4 separate regions of the Homo sapiens genome follow, and all the other regions are linked to region 1. The links are chromatin contacts, found by Hi-C or POLR2A ChIA-PET in ENCODE. All regions are on one chromosome and are shown on one strand. The core of a region is the stretch at or near the end of the contact, and the rest is flanking DNA. Distances in the headings are between cores, read along the strand shown.

The links. A loop is a pair of places that touch in the nucleus more often than their neighbours do. ChIA-PET counts read pairs that join two places held with the same protein, here RNA polymerase II (POLR2A). Pooled maps may share reads with other maps.
Region 2: a pooled map shows a loop between it and region 1 (2.1-fold over the local background). The contact joins two enhancer-like sites. A Hi-C loop is called at or near these places in 2 of 37 single-sample maps with no recorded cell type and 3 of 50 pooled maps. POLR2A ChIA-PET finds 5 or more read pairs at or near these places in 1 of 52 experiments (activated T-cell).
Region 3: a pooled map shows a loop between it and region 1 (2.3-fold over the local background). The contact joins two enhancer-like sites. A Hi-C loop is called at or near these places in 2 of 50 pooled maps. POLR2A ChIA-PET finds 5 or more read pairs at or near these places in 2 of 52 experiments (GM12878 and activated CD4-positive, alpha-beta T cell).
Region 4: a loop to region 1 is called in a pooled map, with 2.4 times the contacts of the local background. The contact joins two enhancer-like sites. A Hi-C loop is called at or near these places in 1 of 168 maps with a recorded cell type or tissue (GM12878), 1 of 37 single-sample maps with no recorded cell type and 3 of 50 pooled maps. POLR2A ChIA-PET finds 5 or more read pairs at or near these places in 3 of 52 experiments (GM12878, activated B cell and activated CD4-positive, alpha-beta T cell).

What each region holds. Positions count from the first base shown.
Region 1 is chr14:68,732,714-68,737,405 of GRCh38, reverse strand. It overlaps LOC105370547 (a long non-coding RNA gene), which reads right to left. Exons shown (of 4, transcript XR_007064227.1): 3 at 3,267-3,460; 4 at 235-918. It also overlaps the pseudogene RNU6-921P. Among named protein-coding and RNA genes, the nearest start is that of RAD51B-AS1, 50 kb to the right of the region's middle. RefSeq lists enhancers at 60-584, 585-1,111. Within about 2 kb of position 3,030, at least 11 of the 41 ENCODE cell types and tissues checked have a DNase peak (open chromatin) inside an H3K27ac peak, as active enhancers do.
Region 2 is chr14:68,304,700-68,309,139 of GRCh38, reverse strand. All of the region lies in intron 8 of RAD51B (RAD51 paralog B), which reads right to left. Among named protein-coding and RNA genes, the nearest start is that of RAD51B-AS1, 380 kb to the left of the region's middle. RefSeq lists an enhancer at 2,599-2,738. Within about 2 kb of position 2,124, at least 14 of the 41 ENCODE cell types and tissues checked have a DNase peak (open chromatin) inside an H3K27ac peak, as active enhancers do.
Region 3 is chr14:68,367,048-68,371,497 of GRCh38, reverse strand. All of the region lies in intron 8 of RAD51B (RAD51 paralog B), which reads right to left. Among named protein-coding and RNA genes, the nearest start is that of RAD51B-AS1, 320 kb to the left of the region's middle. RefSeq lists an enhancer at 2,192-2,291. Within about 2 kb of position 2,542, at least 6 of the 41 ENCODE cell types and tissues checked have a DNase peak (open chromatin) inside an H3K27ac peak, as active enhancers do.
Region 4 is chr14:68,265,852-68,270,531 of GRCh38, reverse strand. All of the region lies in intron 7 of RAD51B (RAD51 paralog B), which reads right to left. Among named protein-coding and RNA genes, the nearest start is that of RAD51B-AS1, 420 kb to the left of the region's middle. RefSeq lists enhancers at 1,482-1,661, 1,812-1,961, 2,312-2,431. Within about 2 kb of position 2,156, at least 9 of the 41 ENCODE cell types and tissues checked have a DNase peak (open chromatin) inside an H3K27ac peak, as active enhancers do.

The DNA of each region.
Region 1 (4,692 bases), core at 1,781-4,280:
GCTCTTTGCTTGGTGTCTCCCAAATCACCTTTCCTTCCTGACGCTGGAAAAACAAATTCACAAGCACAGGTGACAGCTGCAGAGGGGCCCCTCTTTCCATATAAGCCACTGCCTGCTTAGCCAGCCAATTGCTAGCTATTTCTGCAGCCCTGGATGGAGGCCTGGAGGAGGATGAAATCTGGCTATGGGGTTGCCTCTTGACCTTACACCCATGTTCACAATAACCACACAGTCTGCCTTTCAAAAGTTTATTTTCAGGGGAGTCACAGAACATCAGGTGGAGACCCCTAGGAAGAGGAAGCAGCTGGGGTGGGCTCCAGAGGGGTATGGGTCGGGGAATAACCTCAGAGAAGAATGAGCTGTGGAGTGGTGGCCTGGCACAGGCACCCCTGTACCCCTCACCTTCCCTTGTTTCCTGCAACATGGACACCATTCCACCGGCTCTCAGGGCCCACCCGGCTGACTACATCCTTGCCACTTGGCTTCCAGGCTGCTCGGGGCTGGAGGAGGGCAGAAATCCTGAGATACTGGGTCCTGGGAGGTTGGGGGTTGGGGCATGGGAAGGGACAGAGCCAGGCTGTGACAGAGGATAGAGGGCTTGAGTGACTGATAGAACGGGTCGGGTGGGGCAGCCCTGAGGAATTTCCCTCTGAGGAGAGGGGTTCTGAGCAGCAGCCTCACTGTCCAGGGCCCAGCGGTGAGGGAGGTGCAGCCTGAAGCTTGGATTCTGGCTGCGGAGGGCTTGTCGGGCTTGCTTGCTGAGGCCCAGGGCCTCTCTGGGAATGAAGGAATGCCTCTTGCTCTGGAACACCGAGGCCTGACAATTTTCTCTCTCAGCAACATTTACTTCTCTGTAAAACAGACTGTTGTAAGTTCCTCGGGGAGCTTGTTGGATTTGGTGCCTGAGTTCACAATCTCCTGGGGTGGACAGAAGGGTTTGGTAGAAGAATTAGGTGTGGAGACGGATAGGAGAGCAACGTGGAAGTTGGCTGGGAAAAGCCTGAGGTATTCAAGTCAGGAATATTAATACCTTAGGGTTCTCTCTCTCTGTCTCTGTCTCTGTCTCTCTCTCTCTCTGTGTCTCTCTGTGTGTGTGTGTGTGTGTGTCTCTCTCTCTCTGTGTGTGTGCGTGTGTGTCTCTCTCTCTCTGTGTGTGTCTCTCTCTCTGTCTCTGTCTCCCTCTCTCTCTCTCTGTCTGTCTCTCTGTCTCTCTCTGTTGGGGTGGGAGAGATCTCTAGCTCTTAGGATCATTGCCTGTCATGGCCTAACCCTATTCCCCACTCTATTTTTGTTAACATAATTACCGTTTCCTTTGTATGATTTTTTTTTTAACTTCAGCCCAATTCCAGGCCTCCTTGTTTAAAACAAAACAAAACAGTGCTCGCTTTGGCAGTGCATGTACTAAAATTGGAACAGTACAGAGAAGATTAGCATGGCCCCTGAGCAAGGATGACACGCAAATTTGTGAAGCATTCCATATTTTTTAAAATGAAAAAGTAATAAAACAAAACAAAACAAAGCTTTCAAAACTTAACATTTCTGTGGCGTCTTCCCTGAGTTAATGTAAACAGCCATGGCGATGGGTGCTGCCTGATGGTGAAGCTCCCCTGGACTTGGGTGGCCTTAGCAACCGTTCTGCAGGTATCTCTGGGACATTCTTTTTTTTTTCTTTTTTTTTTTGAGTTGGAGTCTCGCTCAGTTGCCCAGGATGGAGTGCAGTGGTGTGATCTCAGCTCACTGGAACCTCTGCCTCCCGGGTTCAAGTGATTCTCCTGCTTCAGCCTCCAGAGTAGCTAGGACTACAGGCATGCGCCACCATACCCAGCTAGTTTTTGTATTTTTAGTAGAGACAGGATTTCACCATGTTGGCCAGGCTGATCTCGAACTCCTGACCTCAAGTGATCTGCCTGCCTTGGCCTCCCAAAGTGCTGGGATTACAGGCGTGAGCCACCATACCTGGCCATCTCTGGGACATCCTTGAGCATCCCATATCTGTCTGCTGTTGTTTGGGCCTGTCATTCTGTGCTCAGTAGATATGGCAATGTGTCATCCAATAATTGATTCCTTACCAACTTTTTGGTTTTTTTCTGAGATGGACTTTTGCTCCGTCACCCAGACTGGAGTGCAGTGGTGTGATCACAGCACATTGCAGCCTCAACCTCCCAGGCTCAAGCGGTCCTCCTGTCTTAGCCACCCTAGTAGCTGGGACTAGAAACACACACTACCAAATCTGAGGACAAAAAAAATATTTTTGTAAATGCGGGGTGTCACTGTGTTGCCCAGGCTAGCCTTGAACAACTGGGCTCAAGCAGTCCTCTCGTCTCAGGCTCCTGAGGTGTTGGGATTATAGGCATGAGCCACCGAGCCCGGCCCCTTACCAACTTTAAGTTCTTCAGTTATCTCTTGGTCTTTTCCTCTGCAGATAAGTAATCTTAATTCCCATAATTAATTTTATAACCCAATCAACACAACTTCTTTTGAAATCACTGCATCCATCTCTCCTAATTTTTTAGAGTCTCCATTTTATAATGAGTGGCTAAGCCCTGAGTACCTAGAGACTGATGAAAAGATTGCATGGTTTATCTCTGCCTCTCTGCTTAGATTCCTGTTTAATAATCATTAAATCTCTCACGTGTCACTTCTATTTACAGTATACGGAGCACCACCATGTCTCTTATCTCAGGCCATCAGCCCTTCTTAGTGATCTTATTATTTCCACTGATTCAGGTTAAGCTTGGCCTACTGTGGGCTTTATTTAGATCATCTTTATTATACCTGTGGGTAGATTTTGCAAGCAGGCCCTAGCACAGGTTCACTTGTGGGTTTCCTTTTAAAAGGTCAGTGTGAAACAGGAAATGTGACTAAGAAAATCTTCTTCCTCCATGAAGCCTCACTTCATTAACTGGAAGAAAAGCTCCTATCCTGTCTCCCCCCAAACTTGCTCATGGCCCAGACACATTTCAAAACAGCACATATTTCCCAAAACACTGACACGTGCATTCTAAGGCTCGTGTGTGCGGTGAGTGGTTCTTTGTCAAGTTCGTTCTGTGAAGGGGCCCTGTCGTCACACCGATCACTGTTCTTCAGATATCTGAGGATGTGCAGGGGCCTGAGGGACCTGGAAACCTGGTGGCTGAGCAATGAGGAGAGTGGAACCCATGGTTGGAACAGTTGGCCATCCTCATGCGGATAGGGGCAGAGCCAGAATGGGAATCAAGGTCTCCTGACTCCCCGGCCACATTAACCCAAGTAAACCCCATGTCTACCTCCTTAGCTTCCGGAGTCCCCTGCATCTTCCTCCTTGTGGGACACAAGCCAGGTACAGTTGCAGGGTGGACATGTGGTTTCCAAACAGGATGCTGGGCAAATTAATCTGGGATTCCTGATTGGGGTTCTTTAGGAGGCAGTAGTGGCTACCCTTTAGATCATCTGGTTTGTGACCTTGTTTCAGTTTTCTCATCTATAAAATAGAAAAATAATAGTACTTATGATGAGGTAAAAATAAATGAATACACATAAAACACTTAGAACAGTCTTGCTGTGTGATCACTCCATAGCATTAGTGATTATTATTCTGGTGGGTTGGTTAGCTTTCCTCCATTCTATTCAGTTCAATGGGGGTTTGGCATCAACCACAGGCTTTGCCGGGGCTGTGAAAATGGCCACATTGAGGCTCCACCTTAACCCTGGCCAGCCTCCCAACAGCCAGCCATTTGTCTTAAGAAGAGCTGAAAGAAATAATCTAATGGCGCAATGCAAAGTCAACACTGATGGGGCTGAGGGGTGTCTTTTCGGACAAGACGTGCAGTGGGGAGCCCACCTGTGAGTTGGCCTGTTTCACGGCTGCGTGCGGTGCCCACTCCTCACAGACTCTGAGTGAGTGGCAAGGTGGGCCCGGAGTCAATTCTGGCTTGGCAATGGATACTGTTACTGAGGGCATGGGTTGAGGCACAGGAGCTTGGGGCTCCAGATGCTTGGAGTAAATGTGAAAAGGGAGTGTGGGATGATGTGAGTGGGAGCTGTGGATGGGTTCAAGCGTGCTGAGTCCTGGCTTGACTCACCCTTCCAGCTTCTGCTGTAACTGTCAGTGCCTTTGTCTGCATGCTGGGAAATCCCTGAGTGCTGGGTTAAACCCCAACCCTAAAAGGCACGTAGACACTTCTCCTGAGCTTTGAGTTGCTTCATTCTGCCCAGCAGCTTCCTGAAAATGTAGTCTTGCCACACCAGAGGAAGGATAGACCCATAGCTGTGGGGGACCCTGTGTCAGCAGGATTTACTACCGGGTGAGCTGGGGCTGCAACAGCACGTGTGAGCAACTTAACAGGGCTGATGGTTTTTCAACAAATTTTTAAAAATTAAAAAAAATTTTAAATTTTTGTCGGGACATAGTAGGTGTGTGTATTTATGGGGCATGAGAGATATTTTGATACACGCATACAATGTGTAGTAATTGCATCAGGGTAAATGGGGTATCCATCACTTAAAGCTTTTATCCTTTGTGTTACAGACAATCCAATTATACTCTTTTCGTTATTTTTAAATGTACAATTCAATCATTATTGACTATAGTCACCTTGTTGTGCTATCAAATATCAGATCTTATTCATTCTTTTCGCTCTTGTCTCCCAGGCTGGAGTGCAGTGGTTTGATCTTGGCTCACTGCAACCTCCGCCTCCCGGGTTCAGGAGATTC
Region 2 (4,440 bases), core at 875-3,374, 430 kb after region 1:
AACTCGTGAAAAAAATCTGCTAACATTTCTAAGAGATAAATATGAAACGCCCATCTTAAGTGACACAGAAACATCATCAAATAGTGTAGTGTTGCATCAAAGATATGTTCATAGGTCTAACAGTGAAATAACTGGTGTTATGACATGACAGCGAGGATTTTTCCCTCTGTTTTGTAAGAGCCTTCTCTCTCAGTTTTGTCCATGAGCTGAGAGCAAGGGCAGCTTTTCCAATAGAAAGTACATTTGGTTTCAATTCACTTTCATAACAACAGACACTAACTCTTAGGAAGATGGAGAACATTAAGCTCCATTGTTCAGGCTGAGGATGACTGACTTGGGTGGCAGAAAGCTAAACAGTCTCTTTTCTGAAGAAGAAAATGCCTACGGGTGTAGCAAATCTCATTCCCAAACAGCCCTTTTTTTTTTTTTTTTTTTAATGACACAGATATAAATGACAGTGAAGGAAAATTAAAGAATCATCTCAAATCATAGAACTGGGAAGGGACCTCAAGAAATCATCATCTGATTCAGCCTCCTCTAGAAAGTTTTGTTTCTTAAATAATTTTATAAACACCAAGGCATTGTTATTTAACAAGGTCTAAGGGCAGAGAAAAATATTTTATAAATTATTTTCGTAAGCTGCTTGTAGGGCCTTTTATTATCTTAAATAATGACTAAATGAATGAAATTCTTTGAGATTTGGCAGCTTTAAGATTGCAGAGGTTGTTAAGAGGTAGAAATAGGATCCATGTTGTGTCCCTTTGGCAAAAGAAAATACTCATGCCACTGGTTCATGTCCCAAACAACCAGAAACTCACTCTCCATCTTTCTAATTTTTCAGAAATAACCTGTCATGTACATTTCCTTTTCTCTCACTGACAGAAAAGAAGGCATATTGGATAAGCAAATATAATGGAAGAATTCTGATGTGCAAAATGTCCTAATAAAGGGTCCTTCAGGGCAAAAAATACTCAAGTTGGGAGTTATGTAATTCTATCCTTGATATTATTTAGAAAACAACAGGAGAAAATACCATCCACCGTACATTCCTCGAGAACCTCCAATCAAAGGCTCTAGCATGTTTCCTGGCTTCAGACTGGCTATAAATAAATTTAATAAGGACGAAAAAAAAATCACTGCATCATTTACAGTTCTCTCTCAACTCCAGCTGACAAAAATCCAGTCCAGATGTTTGTGTTGCAAGAACAACAGTAAGAGGGTGAGCCTCAATCGTGAATATGAAAGCCCAGAGAGGGTGAGTTTGAAGAGAAAGGGAGAGCTAGGTTGGCAAGGAGGGTGTGAACAAACTTGATTTGATACTAGCTTACAGAAACACAGTAATTAATTTATTTTGTGTATAAGAAATCCAGTTTATTAGCCTTTCCTCTGCCTCATCTCCCTTTTCAAAGCCACTGGAGTTTGGCTGGTGAAGCTTGAAATGGTTGTTCCATAACCTTTGCTTTTAAATTAAACAAATGACTTCAGATTTTGGAGCAGTTGTTGACTCAGGGGAAAGCATGCCATTAAAAGTGTGCCAGAGACAGATTTAATTGGTGCAAGTCCCAAAAACTGCTTGAAGTACAGGCTTCCCACATATAGATTTCAGGGAAATTACTCAAAGGCCGCACAGCTTTGTCAGAATTTGAGATGTGAAACAAGGCAGCTGAAAGACTCCATATCAAAAGGGTAAATTCAATTCAGGAGATATTAATCTGATTACCTAAGTAAGGCTGTGAATCGGATATGCTCCATTGTGTGCTCTCGTTCAACCTGGACAGCTGGAGGAGCCAATAGCTTCCTTTTCTCTGACATATAATTAAGTTTTAAGAGATGATCAGGTTACGGATACAAAGTTTTAAGAAATATATCATTCAGGAGTGGCATTTACAGTGCTCGCCTGTTGCAAGAGACATTGTTCACTTTATTTCCTTGAGCCACACTGGAGAGTGTGTGGATCAGGGCCTAGGGGCTTGGTGTTTGTGTTTCAGGCTACAATAAACGCCCTCTGTGCACCTGCCTGGAGGAAAAACCAGTCCAGCCGCCTCCCAAGACAAAAGCGCCCTGTATTAAGTGCTGAAAACCCAGACATGAACTGACCCTGTCAAATTCCAGATAGGGAAAAAAAAAAAAAATCAATATTTTCATCCAATCCAAGAGGAGCTGTCATGTAGGTTTCTGGATTTCCTTTCTCATCTGCACTAAGTCTGAGCAACAATGACCTGTCAACAGAAGTCATCTCCTTTCTCCTGAGTCTCCTCGTCTTTCTAGATTCCTTCCCTGATGGCACAACCCATTGCCTGGCATGCCATAATCTGCCCTCCAGAGGTCAACGCATTCTCCCACTCTTTCTCTACCAGGTCTTTCCCACTGGAATCTCACTTCGGCCATGCAAGTTCATCTTCTGAAAGAGAACATTACTAACTCATGTGTTTTCAACGAGTTTTCCAATACACACTTGTCACAAACTCTAGGTACATTTAGAATTGCAAGAATGTTTATTAGGCCAGAGGATCAAGGTTATATTTCTTCCATGCTCACTGTGGTTTCCAATGCAAATTGGTCAAAAGATATACTGGGTCACACATACCAATTTCAGATGACTTCCTCTGAGAGAGCTGTTCAGCTTGGGCTTGTTCTAATTCATGTCTAGAATTAATCATGCTTGTCTCAGCTGACCTGCACATTCTCATGGAGAAAAAAAATGATTTCTTACAAATATGAAACCCAGCTAGGTGAAGTTTCATTTGTGAATTTCACCAGAGGCATGGGCAACTTTAACCTAAGTCATGGGTAAATAAACTGAAAAGGACAAGGTGATTACCTGAACTTGAAAGTGCAAGTTGGTTACAGGACCAGAAAGTACTTGTGAATTGCAATCTCCTACTCCTCTAAGCCAACCCAAAATGGAGAGAGAAATTAATTAAATCATGATTTTGATAATTATTTAAAACTGCCATAGACAGTAAAGCTTTGGCTACAAACGTTTGTTAATATATTTGATGATGAATAACTAAACTTTCAAGGTTAACAGTTTTCTCAAGGTTCTTCAATAGCTCCTCCAAACTCTAGCCCAGAGGGGAGGGACGGATGTGGGAACCAAGATGATCAGCACAAGAAAGCCAGTTCCCCAACACGGCCCTTCCACTAGGATGTGCTCGATTGTTTGTGTCTGAAGAGAGGAGAGGAACCAAGCAGCATTTTACTTCATTTGGTGCTCATTAAACAGCTGGCCGAGAAAAACAGTCATCCACCACAGGTACTAAGCTACTTCAACCTATACCATGCTATGATGGCCAGCCTGGCAAGTTCTCAGTGGAACAGGGGACTGGTTAATAGCCTGCCACCTTGTAAGTGGGTCTAACTCAATGATGGAGGTGGTCTGCTGGCTGATATCCAGGCACTGCAGACACAGTGAGTCAGGACAGACCAACCAAGGGGCCCATCTTAGTTCTGCCCTGACATCCTAAGGCAGTGGTCCAAGCCTCCATCACAAAGATCATGATGATCTCTCCTTTCTGTGAATGCCTCTGATATTAAAAATCTGCTTCTCTCATCCTGGCAATTCATTAGATGCTGTACTACAGTGTGACTTCAACTGTTTCATGTCTGTGGGCCTCACGTTCTGGATTTTCCTTCTTTTTGTAACTTTTCTTGTCTTATGCACTGTAGTGCAATACATATAGCCAGTTTAGATGTAAAGTTTAGCTTCATTACAGTATGCAGGAATTCTAGGGTTCCAACCAGATAAAACTGAAAAACACTAGAATTAGCCTTTATGTTTGAGAGGGGAGAGGCCAAGCCTGATACCGTTCTTATGGCCTCCTGAAAATTCAGCAAGCATTTCACATTATAGATGCTTCATACTTAACGTGTAAATGAATGAACAATTGAATGAATGGACCCAGTGCTCAAATTTTGGTTTCAGTCTCACTCTACTTGGGACAGTAAAGAGTTCTGCAGTAAAAACAAGGAAGGGAGAAATTTGAACTATACCAAGTGGTGGGAATACATCACAATGACTCAACGGGATGTAGGGAAAAAATACTAGAACCCACTTCATATTTTAAAAATTCTATTTCTGGTGTGTTTTATATAACTTTATATAGTAGCACTATAGTTTTTGGCAGCAATTTTCCATACTTTGGGGCAATATGCTAAAAAATGATGGGTTATAGATTCAAAAGATTGCTGCTCTAGATATCCAATATAATAACAGTGACAAAAGAAATGTGACAAAATGCTCATAGATGGGTTGGTCCAGCCTTCTTCAAGAGGTGAACAGAGAAGCCTGTCTGAGGCTTGAACATACCAATTTGCTCACCGAAGACAGAATGTGACAGAAGAAGCAAACTGAAAGGCCTGCCAGCTTCACCTAATGCAAGCTCTTATGTGTATAGCTGAGGGAATTGAGGTCCAGGGAAGTTAAGTGCCTTGCTCAAA
Region 3 (4,450 bases), core at 1,293-3,792, 370 kb after region 1:
TCGCCAGGCTGAAATGCAGTGGCGTGATCTCAGCTCACTGCAACCTCCGCCTCCCGCGTTCAAGCAATTCTTCTGCCTCAGCCTCCCAAGTAGCTAGGACTACAGGCATGCACCACCACGCCCAGCTAATTTTTGGTATTTTTAGTAGAGACGGGGTTTCACCACGTTGGCCAGGATGGTCTCCATCTCTTGACCTTGTGATCTGCCTACCTCAGCCTCCCAAAGTGCTGGGATTACAGGCGTAAGCCACCACACCCGGCCCTCTAGGACAGAACTCTTAATCCCCTAACCTGCACCTCCCACCCCAATCTGTTCTCTTCAACATTCTAGATTTTTTTGGCCTAAATAACTCTAGGAATGGAAAAAATGACACCATTCTCAGTTGTTTAAGATAAAAAATACACAGATAATTCTTTTTTTTTAATTTTCTTTTCTTTTTTTCTTTTTTTTTTTTTTTTTTTGAGACAGAGTCTTGCTCTGTTGCCCAGGCTGGAGTGCAGCAGCACAGTCTTGGCTCACTGCAGCCTCCACCTCCCAGGTTCAAGTGATTCTCCAGCCTCCACTTCCTGAGCAGCTGGGACTACAGGTGTGTGCCACCACGTCCGGCTAATTTTTTTTTGTATTTTTAGTAGAGATGGGGTTTCACCATATTGGGTCGAACTCCTGACCTCGTGATCTGCTCGCCTCAGCCTCCCAAAGTGCTGGGATTACAGGCATGAGCCACTGCGCCCGGCCAATTCTTCATTTTTTAAAATACACTTCACATTCAATCTGTTTGCAGATTTTGTAAGGAATGTCTTCATATTTATCTTGAATCTGACCACTTGCCATCCCCTATACCACACCCCCCAGTCTGAGCCACCATAATCTCTCTCCTGGATTAGTGTTATGTTTGCTGACTTGTCTCCTGGCTTTCATGTGGCCCCCTTACAGTCTATACTCCTACAGAGCAGGCCAAGTAATCTTCCTAAACTGTCAGTCAAGTCATGTCCATCCCTGGCTGAAAACTTTGCATTATGCTTAGGATAAAATCCAAGTTCTTTACCTAGTTTTACATACCCTAGCCCTCTCCAGTCAACTTACAGGCCTTACTAGGTTGTTGTGAATATAAAACTACGTACACAAAGGAACTTTAAAATTATTAGGTGCCATAAATAGATGTTATTGTTGTTGCTATCATTATTATTGGATCAGTTGCCCTTTGGTAAAGAGTTTTAAACATGTCTTCTAAATGTAAACTGTAATTTCTGCCAATGGCTATATGTGATTACAGACAGATCTTGTAACAGGCAAATCCCTTCCTTCTTGTTAACCCATTTATGCCAGAGGTTGCAAAATTTTTATGTGAAAAATCAGACCTTGGTGATGAGCTTAAGCATGAGGATATAAATAACTCCCACAAGCTTAGTGTTCCACTAATGGAACACTAGGCATAAATGGGTTAATAGGTTCAGTCATTATCCTCCTGCTATATATTTAACTTTGTCTTTTTTCCCTTCTGGATTTGAGATGTCCCTTGCAGGAAACAGCAGCTGTGCCACTAACCCTGGACATTGTCCAAGGCCATTTCCATATCCTGTGAGAGAATCATCCCCTCGAAGTTTGTTTTTGCAGCACAAAATAGAAGAAAGATCAAGAAAAAAATATATAGACAGATATAGATATATAGTATGTAGCACTTTTTGTCCAGAAATGACTTCTGTGTGATCAGAGAAATGACTAGGCCATGGTCTCCAACTCAGCAACCTGTACTGAGCTAGTCATTATGATTAGTCCATTCATTACTTAAACACAAGAGGCTCTGGAATGAAACCTAGCAGCCAGGCATAACATATGAAGTATCGATAGGGAAAGTGAAAGATATGGCACCTATTTGAAAGAACAGGAGGAGTTTGTGAAAGAGAAATGTCACTGACTGAGTTGCCCCAAAATTCCAAAGCCAAGCAGCAAACACGTTTTCCCTTGAGAAAGGCAGAACCCCAGTTTCACTTTTTACCCAGGAAGAAACCATGGTATGAGACCAGGAAAGAACCTTAGAGGACACAGCAATGCTTTGTGGATCACCAATACTACTTCCTGAGTGCTCTCATTTTCTCACGGAAGGTTTCCATAATTCAACTCAGTGGACGCAATCTGTGCAAGAGCCGGTGTGCTGAAGGGCAATATGCCCAAGCTGATACAGCACCAACAAGATCCTGATGGTGGTTTCCTAAATGGGTTTCTAAATTTTACAATAGCCAAACCCACTGGCACTAGGCTATTTTTGCCGTAAGTAACTTTTATTTTTAAATGAAACATCAAATACATAAACAACCTTGAGACTCAAGCAATGAGCCCAGTGGGTAATGTCAATATGGAACCATGTCACATCTCCCAAGAGGGATGTATCACCAGGCCTCTTCAGGGCAAGCTTCAGGGAAAAGAGCTGGGTACTCTACAGCCAAGAGACTCAGGAAGGCTGTTAGTTTTTTTGTGGTTGCTATCTCACTGTACACAGATGGGGGAAAACCCTAAAAAATAAAAACAACGACCATAACCAGATTCCGGCAGCTACCCTGAAAATGAGCCACAAAATGTCAACTTGATTTTGTAGTCATGCTTCAGGTGTTTGTAGTCTACTTCATTTAGCCTTATACTTCATTTTCCCTCCCAATTATTAGACTGCAAATCTCCTTTATAATTTCACTGCTCTATTTCATTCTACATGCAGCAGCAGAGTGTTTACTACTTTGGGAAGTAGGTATGGCTGTCTTGTGTTAGGACTTTAGACAATTTCTCTCATTCCCCACTTTAAGAGTGAAGTAAAGATACTAAAGCAGCAGCCTCGGTAGCAGGGATGCAGCACTTGTACCACCACTGCCCCATCATAGAGCATATGGGAGCGGCTGCTGAGCAACTCCATTACAGCAGTCCAAGCGGCCACTATAGACCTTCTGGAGTTGAATGGAAGATGAAATCAATTTGCCCTCTCTAGCTAGAAGCACCCAGGCATTATAGGAAAACCTGTGCAGAAAGAATGAAACATATTTACTTTATAGGAAGAAAAACATAGTCAATAACTAAACTAAAACAAATACAAGAGAATTCAAATATTCTGCCTTTACTCTGGCAGGTGAACATTAGCTTGAAGACTTAGCTATGACCGGTGGGAGAATGGAGGATGAAGGGGACTTGGGCCTTAGCATGCACTGGCTGTGGGATTCTGAGGAATTAACTTGTTCGAGGCTGTGTGCTCATTTGTGAAAATGTAGGTAAAACACCTGCCTCACAGGGTTTCTGTTAATATAAAAATTAAAGGAGAAAAATGAAAATATGTACATGACTAAAGTTAATTCCTTTCCCAATTAGGTTTCTGGTGCTTTAGTTCTTAGAAGCACCTCTACCTAGCTTTAGCAATATTTCCCTAGTAATAAAACATCACCTGTAAACTGATTCAGCAATACATAAACAGCAGAATTCTGCTAATTCTTTTTGGCAACCAGACAGGCCAAAAAGATAGCTATTAAGATAAGAATCAATTCTAAAATGTTCCCTATGGGCTCTCTTTTCTATGTGATTGTCAGAGGTCTCAGGATGTCCACAGCCATAAAAATAGTTGTCAAAACATTTTTTTCAGAAGCTTTCTCTTGTTTCCCTTTTTCTACCACAGCTGTGACACCAGCACTTTGTGTCCATCACTAATAATCCCACTTCCTCAGGACCCAACAGAACTGCTTCTTGATCCTTCTCCTTTAAAAGACGAATAACAGTGTTAGCCTACCTCTTTTATCTGGGCCGATTAATCACCAGGCCAGCTTTTCTGGGTAACTATTTCAAGTGTTGTATCCTCCGCCTGGAATACTCTTCTTTATTTTCCTGTGCTGTCGACTCATCTCTCGTTATCTCCTCTAGTCTCCTCTGGATTTTCCCCACTCCTAAGAAGTAATGGCTCCCTTCCCACATGTTCCTTCAATCCTCATGAACCTGCCTTTCAAATGTCTGTCAGCCTTGCTCTACTTTATACTTTTTTATATCCTCAAGTCTGATATATAGTAGGCATTGAATAAATACTGAGTGAACAAATTAATTAATATAAATGAATTTTAAAATTCTCAGCTTTTCCAATGGTCCCTTACAACTCACACATAAATACGTAAGTCTGTCTCAAGTCTTGGAATCCTCACACTCAATGATACATGTAATTTAGTCTAGATCATAAAATTATGACTAAGGAAGGGAATATCAAGTACAGTTTGAAAACATATCACTGTCATCATCTTTCAGTCCCAAAATGGTATATTTCATGAACAGTTTTATTAAGTGGCCATTTTGAAGAGGCTTTCGGGTTGCCTGCCTGTCAGACTGGACCATGTACAATTACAAAGATTCCACAGTAGTCTGTAGTCCCTTCCTGCATTTTATAAAGAGCACTTCAAAATGCTCTGAAAAAAATCTGTTATGTCCTAAAGCT
Region 4 (4,680 bases), core at 907-3,406, 470 kb after region 1:
AACAAGGCAAGCTATATTACACTTTCCATGAGTACACAAAGCCTAGACTATTCTGAGTAAAAGTTCATTACTTGGAGAGTTCAGCCTAAGACTGTGGGAAATTACAGAAATAATCTCTTCATCCAAATAAAAAAAGAACTCCTCTATTAGGAAAGATCCTGAAAATGTATCCCTCTATTCCAGACTCTCTAATAAGGAAAAATTAAGGCTAGACACTGAATTTTGGTGCTTTGCCTCCTCTATGAATGGCCTTCAGTGAACCATCTGCTCCTTACAGGTCACAAACAAATTTTATTGGCCATATCTGAGGATATAGCAACATATATTCTACAGGGCTTCTCCTGTTTTGGGCTGGATCGCAGGGCATGTAACAAACTAAAGGAATTGAAGAAGCAGAACTGCCTAGTGAGACTAATGGAAGTTAAGGTTGCAAAGTTATCGCAAAGTTATTCTTAGGGTTAGTATTAGTAAAGTATTACATGACTACCTGAAATGTATTTCTATTTTTGATTTCCTTGTTGACCCTTTGGAAAAAGAGGGTGGTTCTATAGTAGCTGTTTCCAATTGGCAGTTGTGCATGACCAGAAGCTTCAGATCAAGTGAGTCAACCAGGACCTCAATCCAAGGCCTGTGTTCCACTACTGGACAACAGCCCTTTTCATGGTACAGATTCCGCAAAAGAGAGACAAAGGAAGAGAGGGAAGCAAAAGCCAGGAGAGAGGTAAATAACTTCCAATTCAATCCCTCATTGAGTCCACATGTGTTTACTGAGCAACCGCTGGGGAACAGGCGTTGTTCCAGCTTCTGGGTAACAACAGAGAACCAGACTAAGACAACCTCTTTCTGCCCTTGTAGAGTGAGACCCCCTAGTCAGGGTCCAACAGTAAACAAGAAAACCAGGAAATGAGCAGGCAATTTCAGATATGATGAGTGATGTGAGGAAATAAAATATCGGGTGTAGATACTGATAGGACAGTCAGGGGAGTCCTGTCTGAGACAGGACATTCAGGCTGAGATCTGAGTGACGATCCTGCGGTAGCACAGGGTTCAGGGCAGGGTCCCAGGCAGGGGAGATGTGTAGAAAGGTCCTAAAGAGAAAGATGCTTACGATGCCCTGGGAACCCAGAGTAGATCAGCATGGCTGGAATTACTGCAAGAGGTGGTCAGAGCAGTGGGCAGGGCTGAGTCAGGCAGTGCCTTGGAGGCTGGCACCCAGCCTTGGGTTTGGTTGCAAGAGTGTGGGAGACCACTGGTGGCTCTGAAGCAGGAGACTGACATGATCTGGTTTATGTTTTAAAATGTGCTGATTGTGAGGAGTCAAACACCAACATTTAATCCTCCCATGAAGGCACAGCTTTTGTGTTCTTTGTAACACGCTTAAAATATTCATGAGTGCTCAATTCCTCTTGGCTGGGGGGAAAAAAGAAATTATATACCAAAGCTCTTCTTCTTCAGGCCACTGAGTGTTGGGAGAAGCAGAGAGACAGAAACACTGGGCCCCAAAGACATGCTGGCAGGGGGGCCCATCTTCTCAGGGTGGCCAAGGGTGGCGCCTGAGGGGAGAAGGTGTCTGATCACACTGTGGCTGCTATAGTTGAATCTGAACAGTAGCAGTGGCACCAAAGCAGAATATTTCTGGTTGGAAACACTTTCAAATGGAATTCCAGTTCATCTAAGGCAGGATGTGGTCTCATTCTATCAGTCAGTAAGTACTTATTACATCTCTACTAAATGCAGTCTAGGAACAAACAAAGATGAAAAAGTGAATGCTGTGTAAATTAAAGATGCTCTGTGCCTTTGAGGATTTGAAAGTCTCATGGAGAAGATAAGACAAAAGAGGGAAAATATCCACAGTGGTATACACAGCTATCTTCACATATATGTAGATATTTAGAGATAGAGCTAAAACCCAGATCTTTTGATTCCTAGTTCATCACTATCTCAGGTGAACAAATCCACAAAGCCCATAGTTTATGATTCTAATTGTGATGAGATGTGAACAGACATTTTGCCAGGAATCCGTAACTCCCACTATTACCCCCTATAAGACAAAGGTCATCCACAAACAGCCACTTGGCAGAATCCACTTCAGCAAACTCAATCTCTTCCAACCCACCACCAGTTTCACTTCCCTGTGGGGAAGATACAAAATGTACATGGGAGGAAGTGAGAGTGACGTGCTGGTGATCAGTTGTCTTTTCTGAAAAAGTGCAATCTACACAATGATATGTATGTATACACAGAGGCAAATGGCTGCATGATGTGTATGTATGTGTGTATGTGCACACATACATGCATTTTAATAGCTCATTCAAGAAAAATAAGCAGGACCTGGATATGTTAGGTGTCTGAAGTGATAGTTCCCAGAATGGTAGGACAAAATTGACCTGGCTTCTCTAGCCAGCAGGAAATGCAATTCTCTTCCTGCTGCTCAAGGAGAAATGTTAGAACTCCATCAGAGGCTTTATGTTAGTCTCTCCTAGCCACTCTATTCCTAATAAAAATGGCATTTAGGTCACTTACTTAAAACAACAGTGATTTATAACTGCAGCTGAGAACTGCATGGAAGTCTGCAGCACATTATTTGACATCTGAAAAGTTTGGTTTTATCTGTGTAAAATGAGAACCATAAAACTGACAATCCCAGAATCAGGACAGGGAAGCTTCAGCATGAAATAAATTGTTTAATTATGACAGAGCATGGTGAAAACAGCAGCCACTAACATTTTTATATGATATTCATACACAAAGTGATACGATTAATCTGATGTTAACTCAGATATATCAGCCCAATAGATTATAATCCTCTATTGTGAGCTAGAGAGACATAAAATGAAGTTATGGGCCCATAAGCAAAATATTTTTAAAATAAATTCCCTTATGGGTTTGAGGACCCTCCTTCAAGGGTCTCTATACATACTATGGGAGTTCTGGCATAATCCCTCTACAAAGTGGCCCATATCTAGAAGTACTGGTCTTTTTATTAATATTAGTGTTTGCCAAATAACCAATCAAACCTTACACACAAATTCTTTCATTTGAAAGAATTCTAGAAGACTAATTCTTTCATTTGACTCTCCCAGTGGTAAACATGTTCTCTTTGACATCATCTCTTTGATGTTAAATGAAATGACATTAAAGTAAGTTTCTAGATTTGCATAAAGGAATTTTTTTCATATAATACCATATGTATTTGTCTTACCCCAGTTGTGCAAATTGAGGTATGTTTTTAATATCTGCGGTTGTCACGGTTTTCCTATTATTAGGGCTACTCTGGGGATTTGAATCAGCTGGATTGTTCACCTTCAGAGCTCAAAACCAAAAGAGCAAGAATTTCCAAAGAGCAAAAAAGTATCGTCTTTGCGGAAAGCACAATACTCTTCCCCTTTTCGAGTTGCTTTTTACCTATCTGAAGAACACCAGGCCATCAGAGGCAATGCACTGGGTTAGACTTACAAGTCAACTTTTCAGGAGAAACAGCACCTAGAGAGAGCTCGAGGTTTGGTCTCCGACTTTAGAGCTGATTCAGAATTCTGATTCTGTTTTCCTAGAAGATGAGCCCCACATCTCTGTAACTTTTTGCGTAATGTATAGAACTACATAAATAATTGGTGTGCTGATATTTGTGATAAAACAATAATGTTTATATATTTTTACAGCACTTTACAAAGTGTTTTCATATTTATTACACATTTGAGGCACAGCCTTGTAAGGTTGGTACTACTATCATCCCTATTTTATAGAGATATCAGAGTCACCAGGAATACATGTAATTTGTCAAAAGACACTCAGCTCTTAAGTAGTAGAGTCAGAATTTGATCTCATAGTCTGTCCTCTATTGATTTGTACCTCATTCCCTCTGATAACTTTGCTTAGATCAAAAAGCCATCGCCCTTCCAGGGAAATGTTGGGGCTTAGAACAGGATACCCCCAAATATGGCACCCTGGCATACCAAGCATTTTAAGCTAAAGGACATTGGAAAACCACAGAAACAGGAAGGTCACTCTCTGACCTTCTCTTGCCTTTCCCTCTGAAGCAGGCCATAAAATAATTTTCTGACCTATCTTCCCTAAAAGTAGGCCTTAAGATCTTCATTCCAGAGGGGTCCTACCCTATACTTGGAAGCCATTCGAACAAACAGGGCTTGCAAAGTTCTCCCTAGTTGATTACCATTAGATGATACTCTGTGGTGCTCCAATCATACTTCTGTATGACTATCCATATAAATACACAGTTTTCCCTGGGTCTTTGGGTCATTTCTAAGGGCTTCAGTGTCACATAAAACTCTGTTAAATAAATTTGTTATGCTTTTTGCTTGTTACTCTGCCTTTGCTATAGGGTTCAGTAATGAACCTTGCAATAGGTGAGAAAAAGACATTACTTCTTCTAACCCTACAGCTCCTGGTGCCCAAACAGGAACCTAAAGCCTACCCCCAACAGTGCAAACACCAATCACTTGCCAGGCAAGGACTGCTCAGGGGTAGGGATACAAATAAAGAACAAATTTGATGGGAACATCCATCTATAAACCCAGTGCATGCACTTAATCCAATTTAGTAGTGCTACACCTTATTAAATGTCCATTTCCAATGCTGCTACATTTATAATTCATGTTATAAATGAGCACAATTATATTTATATCTCTCTCAAAATGCCAACCATCTACTAGAGTGAATTGT